Linked DNA regions of Homo sapiens: region 2 is linked to region 1. The links are chromatin loops, found by intact Hi-C in ENCODE. Cell type or tissue: Caco-2. All regions are shown on one strand. Each heading gives the region's core, and the rest is flanking DNA. Links, peaks and the distances in the headings are about the cores only.

Region 1 (4,324 bases), core at 1-4,000:
TAGCTGGGACTACAAGTGCATGCCACCACACCTAACTAATTTTTATATTTTTTGTAGAGACGGGGTCTCACTATGTTTCCCAGGCTGATCTTGAACTCCTAGTCTCAAGTGATTCTTAGCCTCCCAAAGTGCTGTGATTACAGGTGTGAGCCACTATACCCAATCTCAAACTCTTGTATTTAAAATTCTTCTATTTGATTCTCAGAATCTAAGCCAAAAACTGTTAGACTCAGACTTGCAGTTCCCAAGTCAGCTGGAAACCTAGGTGATGCTGATGACACACAGGAGCCGAGAAGTAGCCACAGAAGTTGTGCTGTGCTTGGTGACTAAATGACCACACTCCTTCCACTATGAGAGCTGTCTTTCTCCTGGGAAATAGAAGAATACACACACAAAAAAAATCCAGTCAGTGCAATCCGTCTATGCATGTAACACATAATGTGCTCTTGATTTACAAATCCTAAGTGGGTGGTGGCTGCCAGGACAGCAGATCTGAACCTAAAAAGTATTTCTTTACTCTTCATGAAACCAATCTCTCTCCCCAGGCTTAGGTTTTTCTTGCTTACCTCTCTAGAGACTCCCTCAAATACCTTTAATTTCTGAAAATTTCTTCCAGTCTAATTCACTCTGCCTCTTGCTCTGTTTTCTAATACCTTCAAGTCTCCCTTAGACTGAAAAAGGGGTACCCTGTTCCATTCTTCAGTCCATCTCTCTCCCATTCATTCATGAAGACATTGCTCAGTTCTCTTTTTCCTTTTTATAATCTCCTGAATCATTCCTTCCCAGCCCTTTTCTAAAAAGTTTGGCTTCAAACCTTAGTATTTCTCTGAAGTTGTATTTCAGAGATCACTAATTACTTCTTCCTGACCAAACTCAGTGGCTTTTTTTCAGAAGTTATTCCACTCTACTTGGTCTTTGGGCTTTTTCCACTTCCTCGGTGAGGGTGAAGAACTGTGGTTTACATTTCTCATATTTTTCTAGCTACGGTAGGGGATCATTTTATTTAAGTTTTGAATACTTATACTTGTGGTCCATGAATGTAACCTTCCTCATCTTATTTGAAATAAGAAAACGAAGTATCTGTCCTAAAATATACTGCTCAAAAGGGATCACATATGTATGTACATTCATGTTGCTATAAAAAAAAGTTTCCAATTTATCAGGAAAGTGAGTTTTAGGGGTCATGATTTCTAATCAAAATACTGCAGGATAAATGTTCTCTGACATAACGGAAAACAATGAAATGTGGTAAAAGGAACTTGTCCAAGTTTGCTAAAAGAAAACCTAGACATGATCAAGGAGTAGACATTTTGTTGAAAGTAGGAGATTAAGAATGCCGACATAAAACTTTTTAAACATTAAATCAAAAAGTCAAGAAAAAAGCTGGGATTCTCTTTAGAAAGTTTGAATTTAGCTTGGAGAAGAAAGAACACAGTGGTTTTCTCTTGTATTAGAACAGGTGTATACCGGCCAAGTTTGGAAGAAGCCAGAAATACCTTGAGAATGTCTTAGGACAAGATTAGAAGGAAAGATAATTCATTGGAAGGAGTCCAGGAGCCTGGGCCACTCAAGTCTGTACTCACTGAAGGTAAAAGCTTGAAGTTTTTGCCCCTTATATTTCTGAGGTTATAGCTTCAGTGGAGTGAAAACGCCACCAGACCTGAATTGAGAAGATCTTGGCTGGAATCCTGGTTCTGAAGTTGGGTGGAAGATCCCTCAATATAACCTCCATTTTCTCATGGGCACTGTGTAACATATCGTTCCTATCTATTTCAGGTTACCATGAAATCATCTGCATGGAAGCCCTTGTTTGTCAATATCTATTTGTCAAATATTACTCTTGAGAGAGAAGGTTCCACATGAACAACAACAAAAAAAGTTGTTCCATTTATGTTTCTCTAAATGCCAAATGAAGTATTTTAAATAAGCATTTTATAAAAAGTTATGGTAAAGCTGTAGCTGCTGAAAGCCTGCTTTAGGAAAATAGTGATACATCTTATCAACTCAAGCAGTAAACAGGAACTTCCAGTGCTGCATGATGGAAGGTCACCATCTAGAGGCCCAATTGTATTAGGATGTTTCACTACAAGCTCCAATGACTCCAGAGGCTAGGAAGGCAGCCTGTGTAAGAAGCAGCAGCCAGCCCCAAGGAGAGGAGGGAACAGCAAGACTTTGGCCCTGCAGACTTTGCCTCAGTAAATGCATTCAAAATTCCAGTTACAAACAAAACAAACTAAACACAGTGCCTTCAAACTGAGCAATCTGCCAAATCAAGCTTTGATCCTGGGCCTCTGCTCACTGTCAGAATATGAATGGAAAGTTGAATGTGATAAGTAAAGTGATAACTCCTTGGGAGATAAGCTCAAAGAGATTCCAAACAATGGAGGCTTTTACAATTTCTTGTACAAAATCTTTGCTTCTTGGGAGTAACTTTACAATTGAAAATTTGGTTTGGTTGTGGTAGGTGGTAAAGGAAGCTGTGATATTTTCAGAAAATTAGGAAGAAATAAAGTCACCAGAAGATATCATTGACTCCAAATGATAATCTCTTTCTCTCTTCCTTTTTTTTCTGAGTCAAGGTCGCATTCTGTGCTCAGGCTGGAGTGCAGTGGTGCAATCATGGCTCACTGAGCCTAGAACCTGGGCTCAAGTGATCCTCCTATACTCCTGAGTAGCTGGGACTACGGGTACATGCCACTGCACTTGACTATACTTCTCTCTAAGGAGGCAGCATGAATTATTGAAAGGGCACAGGCTTGAGAATCAAAGCGCAATTCAAACCTAAGCTTCACTCCCTATTGGCTGTGTGGCTTTGAGCATGCTACTCAACCTCTCAGAGGCTCCCATAGTTGTGAGGATTAAATGAAATAAAGCTTGGAGGCCAGGCACAGTGGCTCATGCCTGTAATCCCAGCACTTTGGGAGGTCGAGGCGGGCAGATCACGAGGTCAAGAGATCGAGACCATCCCGGCCAACATGGTGAAACCCCATCTGTACTAAAAACACAAAAGTTAGCTGGGTGTGCTGGCATATGCCTGTAGTCCCAGCTAATCACGAGGCTGAGGCTGGAGAATCGCTTGAACTGGGGAGGCAGAGGTTGCAGAGAGCCGAGATTGCACCACTGCCCTCCAGCCTGGTGACAGAACGAGACTCTGTCTCAAAAAGAAAAAAAAAAGAAAGCCTGGAAAGGGCTTAAAGGGCTTATCCAGTGTCTGGAATGTAACTGGTGTTCCTCACCCTTTTCTCACTTACAAGAAGTCACATAATTTAACTTACAGAAAATGAAAAGAAAATAATTTAACTTAGAAGAAGATAGCATGTAGATTTGGGGCCCAAAACTGGATCTTAACTTTTTTTGTTGTTGTTGTTATAATGAAGAGACCTGGTTTAGTCACTACATGAGTAAAGGAAGTGTGATTGTGTTTTCTTTCAGGACGTAATTTTCTTACTGGTAACACGGAAGAAATAGTTGTATCATCTGTAAATGAGGATAATAGTACAAAACACACAGGGTTGTTGTGAGGATTAAGTAAGATGTTATATAAGATGTCTATAACTCAGTACCGCTTAGCAAGGGGTAGCTATTTTCACTATTTTGTTGATCCTTGTCACTCAAGGGACATCTGTGAGAAGATGACATAATTGCCATTAATTATTACAGAAATGTCTGCTGGTCTTTGCTACCTTCCTCACAAATCACTCTCTCACCAAGGCTCTGCTCTAGAAAGAGCAGCAGTGTGGCTCTCCTAAGAGGCCTGCTCCTTTGCACACACCATGTATGTGATTGAGTTTTTAAAAAACTCACAGCAGAACATGTACTTCCAAATGAGAGTTGTATCCTTCAAAGCCTGTGACAGACTACACTTCTTCTTTTATAATATCTCTCTGCTCCGGGAACTTATTTCAGAGTTACTGCATATACCTTTGACTATCTCAACAGAAGCAAAAGAGAAAAGGATTTTGGTCAAATAGAGAAAAGATCTTCATGGGTAGCCTGTAAGTTGGCTCTGAGGCAGTTTATTAATGTTTTTGAGCAATGGCAACATATCTTTGCAAAGTGGCAACATTAAAGGACTGCTGTCATTTGGATGTATTAATTATAAATTTTTTTTTTGAGACAGAGTTTTGCTCTTGTCACCCAGGCTGGAGTGCAATGGCACGATCTCAGCTCACTGCAACCTCCTCTTCCCAGATTCAAGTGATTCTCTTGCCTCAGCCTCCTGAGTAACTTGGATTACAGGCACCCGCCACCACACCCAGCTAATTTTTTGTATTTTTAGTAGAGACACAGTTTCACCATGTTGGCCAGGCTGGTCTTGAACTCC
Region 2 (4,400 bases), core at 138-4,137, 66 kb before region 1:
TGCACCAACCTAATAAATGAGAAGCTAAGAACCTTGTTTGTGTATCAACTGCAGTTGTGTTTGCAATGGGAAGCAAAATATACAATAAACCACCCCCTGAAGGAAACATAGTGGCTCAAGTTTTCAAATGTATCTGGGTAAGTCCATAAATTGTTTTCTTGCCTTTTTCAATCAAAAGAAAGAGATGCTATGCTGAGAATATGGGCCTTCAAACGTGGGCATACATTTTTCTCAATGACCTCTATTCTATTTTCATGTTTTTTAACAAGCTAAGATTAACCAGTCTTCTTCTTATGCCTCTACTTAACCATTAAGTTAAAAAAAGTAATCATCTTTTTAAGTTGGCAAAAATCTTCTGAAATGTAATTATATATAGACAGATAACATTTTTTCTTTTTTGTTGTTATTTTTTGTTTTGAATGGCAAGTTCTTTCTTAAAGTGATAGATAAAATTATATCAGAAATATTCTGAAATTCAATGCCTGATTAGGTCAAAGAGTTGGAATAAGTCACTAGAAGTATGGTGTTTGAAGGAAGGTATAATAAGTTGGAAAAGGCAGAGGATGTTTTTCTCTTTGTCTCTCCCATGATGTCTACTCTCTGCCCTAGTTTGCTATTTCCAATCGTTTCAAGAACCGTTCTGGAGACATTCCAAAGCGACAGCACTGGCTAGACTGGGCGGCTGAGAAATATCCAGTAAGTTGGAAATGCAGAAACATCTTATGGCTTGATAGAGTCTTTCCTAATGTTCAAAATGATTCTATCCTACTGCATTCAACCTCCTCTCTACTGTTTTTTGGACACTTCTACTTTAAGCAAGAAAGCCATGTACAGAACTTCTAGCATTTCTGCCCATTCTTCCTCCTTTTCGCAGAAGCAGCTCATTATGGATGTAAAGGCACTGACCAGGGTACTATTCCTTTATATCCCATTGCCCATGTTCTGGGCTCTTTTGGATCAGCAGGTAAGAATAGTTCTTTTGGACATTACCGCTCCTTACAGCCACTTCCCTCTCACAGGAAAGGGATTTCTCATAACAGGATCTGTTTGCCCTAGGGTTCACGATGGACTTTGCAAGCCATCAGGATGAATAGGAATTTGGTGAGTAGAAGAGATTTTCCAGAGAAGTCTATTATTTTCTTCATCATCCATATTGGGGAAAAATTAATTTCTTTGTGATTTTGCCTGAAAACTAACAAGATCTTCAGAGAAGTGCTTTTAGCCTGAAGGTACCGTGTAGGCAAAGATAAAGAAAGCTAGTTTAGAAATAAAAACCAGAATCTTCTCTTTAGAAATCAGGAACATAAGGATGAGAAAGTTTCAATGTATACAAGGAAGTATTGAGAGGCTAGCAAATGATGTGATGCGTAACCTGGGATAGTGATTTTCTTCTGTCTAAGCCTATCCCAGAGTACAGCAGGGACAGGTTTGAGTGGCACTACTACGCAATTGGTCTATCTCTTCAACAAGGATCACAGCAGGGGACCTGTGGGAAATGGAATATTTTGTATGTATGGATATGGAAAGAATGAGAAGGTTATACGTATTATTTTCTCTTTTTCCAAACTCCATTCTTTAGCCCACTCAAATAAGGTACCATCTCTACTCTCAATTGTTCTTTTCCTAGATTAGTGTATTATTTTTCTATCTTCTCAGTTTTTGAAAAGACAGAGTAGAATGATACCAGGGTCTTATTAGTCAGTCTATTTGGAGCCTGCAAAATATAATTTTACCTTTTCCCTTCCTCTGGCTGTCTCTTATTTACCATGGTGGTCTTCTTGTTGACCCTCTGGAGAACAACTTTGGAAACACTATGTGTCAGGGAGAGTCTTCACCCTAACCATGATGTCTTGCCCTTCATATTATTACAACCTAGAACTGCAGTTGCTGAGATCAATAAAAATGCACTGACTCTATTCTCTTTCAAGTTAAGGAAAGCATAATACATAGAAAATAATTTCTCCCTTAGGCCCATCTGCCTGGCAAACATAGCCAGAAGCTTTCCCAAGTCTGTTCCCATCCCCCAAATAATCTTAACAGCAAAATAGTGGCCCTGAACCAAAGACCTGATGAATTTTCTCTCATATGTTTCTCACTTGCTAACTAGCAAAATTATTGATCTAGGCCAACATTTTTTTTTCTTTTCTTCAGACATCAACTAAATTAATTTGTTAAAATGTTTCAGGGGTTTTTTGTGCTTCAGCCGGACCAGATGCAGGTATGTGACTCTTCTATAGCCATGGGGACTTATTTGTTTCCTTATCTATGCCTCCACCTGCAGTATTACGATTAACAACCATAATTTGATGCTTTTCTCCTTGTACGCTGATAAGGGCCAAGCTTCGACATGAAAACATTCCCATTAAGCCCCACCCTTCTCCTTCACATCCCCTGTTAAGTACTTAACTTGCAACGGGTTAAGTGTAAGCATTGGATTTTTTTCCAAGTCAAGATAGTATAATCAAAATCTTGTAAAAGAAATTGTAAGGCTTATTTTGTGAGCAATGAAGTCATGAGAGGAAAGAGCTCACAATAAGGCTGGCAGAAAGACAGGCTCAGAGTGAAACTTGTCCCTTGGGATATTTGAAAGCTAAAATGCTATGCAAGGGAAATAGGGTCTTGGGTGTAAATGGACTGAGGAATGTGGAGTCATTCTGTACTTACAATGACAAAAGTGTGTGTAGATGTGAGACAGAGTGTAAACAAGCAAATGAGTGCAGTGCTCACACTCATGATAGGAGAATATTTGTAGCTAATCCTTTTTATCATGGTGTTACAGGTTCTAAATCCCCTTCTGGTTCTTATCTTCATCCCGTTGTTTGACTTTGTCATTTATCGTCTGGTCTCCAAGTGTGGAATTAACTTCTCGTAAGTGTTCACTATGTCTGTATGGATTACTCTAAATTGACTCAGTCTTTGCCCAGTTTGAAAAAGATTCAATGTCAGTATTTTTCTTAGTGAGGATTGGTTTTAGTTTATCATCTATCTGCTTCTATTTTTCCATGTTAGACTAACTGCCTATTGACCCTGAAAAATGTGAATTAGATATAATTAATGAGAGTCAAAGCCATTACTGTGGACTTAACTGTGTAATGGTGGTGGAGGGGCAGGTCTAGGTTTCATGCCAAACCAAAAATATGTGAAATTTAGCTCCTAAACCAACTTTCTTCTTTGTTCTTGAATGTTGTCTCTTCAAAGAAACTCAAGGCCTTTGATGACTACTAATCCCTTTAAATCTCCTGTTGTCCCTACAAAACAAATGGGGAACCTAGTAGGACTGGGGACTGAATTATTCCCAATTACTGCCTGAAATTTTTTCTAAATAGAAGGACTAGTCTTTTTTAGAGTTTGGCAAAAGAAAGTTTCAAGCCTTCTTTCATTCTTGATTTAATAGCAATTTCATTGTGATGACCACTTTACCAGATGAAAATGGCCCTTTGTCATTTGTTCATTGAGCAAATGTTGGGAAGTTTAGGACCAAGTGTCATGAAAATATAAATCAAGCAAAAAAAAAAACAACATTTCCCTCAAACAGTTTATTACTTAGTAAAGGGGCTAGACTATATATATATATATATATATATATATATATATATATATATATATATATATATATAAAATACAACTACTACACAGGTAAAATAAGTGTCCTAAGAAGGGAAGATCAAGTGCCAAGGAGAGGTAGAAAAGAAAAAGTCCCTCCCCTGCCAAAGCCAACAGATTTCTGCAGAGGAATGTGAGGTAAAGCATGTACAGCACTTGGCATATGGCATTTGTTCAATAAACCTGATTGTATTGCCATTATTTTTGGTGTTATGACATAGCGAATAGAAAAACCATCATAAGCAAAGATGGAGGTGGGTAAATGTGGTGTATCACAGAGAAGAGCAGTTCAATGTGACTCAAGAACAAGAAGAAAGAAGAATGTATGAAGGGGAGTTCTAGGAAATCCCTTGAAAAGTAATTGGTCATGGAAACATGGATTTAAAAAAGGAAAGTAATTGGGATCAAATCAGGAAAAGTCTTTGATGCAGTTTGAATATTTGTACCCACTCAAATCTCATGTTGAAATGTAATCCCCAATGTTGGATGTTGGAGGTGGGGTCTGGTGGGAGGTAGTCGGATCATGGGGATGAATTCCTCATAAATGGTTTAGTGCTATCCCGTTGGTGCTGTCCTTATGATAGTGAGTTCTAGTGGGATCTGACCATTTAAAAGCATGTAGTATCTCCCTACCCTTCACTTGCTCCTGCTTTCACCATGTGACATGTCTGTTTCTCCAGAGGGTACAAGCCATAAACCTTGGTGGCTTCTACATGGTGTTAAGCCTGCAGGCATACAGAGTGCAAGAATGAAGAATGCTTGGCACCCTTCACCTAGATTTCAGAGGCTGTATGAGA

Evidence for each region. A loop is a pair of places that touch in the nucleus more often than their neighbours do. Peaks named below come from ENCODE experiments on the same cell type or tissue, not always from the same donor. Only the 100,000 strongest peaks of a DNase experiment are listed, where the experiment ranks them.
Region 2: it touches region 1 in a loop (7-fold over the local background); 1 of 110 quality-filtered maps calls a loop at or near these places.

The regions. Positions count from the first base shown.
Region 1 is chr3:121,988,041-121,992,364 of GRCh38, forward strand. ILDR1 (immunoglobulin like domain containing receptor 1) reads right to left here. Exons shown (of 8, transcript NM_001199799.2): 8 at 1-368. The coding sequence ends at 327. It overlaps LOC101927010 (a long non-coding RNA gene), which reads left to right and starts at 139. Exons shown (of 2, transcript XR_241555.5): 1 at 139-1,588; 2 at 1,777-2,539. In Caco-2, for the core only: no CTCF peak of the experiment used is centred there; a DNase peak (open chromatin) is centred at 2,141.
Region 2 is chr3:121,922,166-121,926,565 of GRCh38, forward strand. It overlaps SLC15A2 (solute carrier family 15 member 2), which reads left to right. Exons shown (of 22, transcript NM_021082.4): 8 at 55-137; 9 at 610-696; 10 at 875-964; 11 at 1,057-1,101; 12 at 2,186-2,218; 13 at 2,780-2,868. Among named protein-coding and RNA genes, the nearest start is that of SLC15A2, 30 kb to the left of the region's middle. In Caco-2, for the core only: no CTCF peak of the experiment used is centred there; no DNase peak of the experiment used is centred there; H3K27me3 peaks cover 176 bases.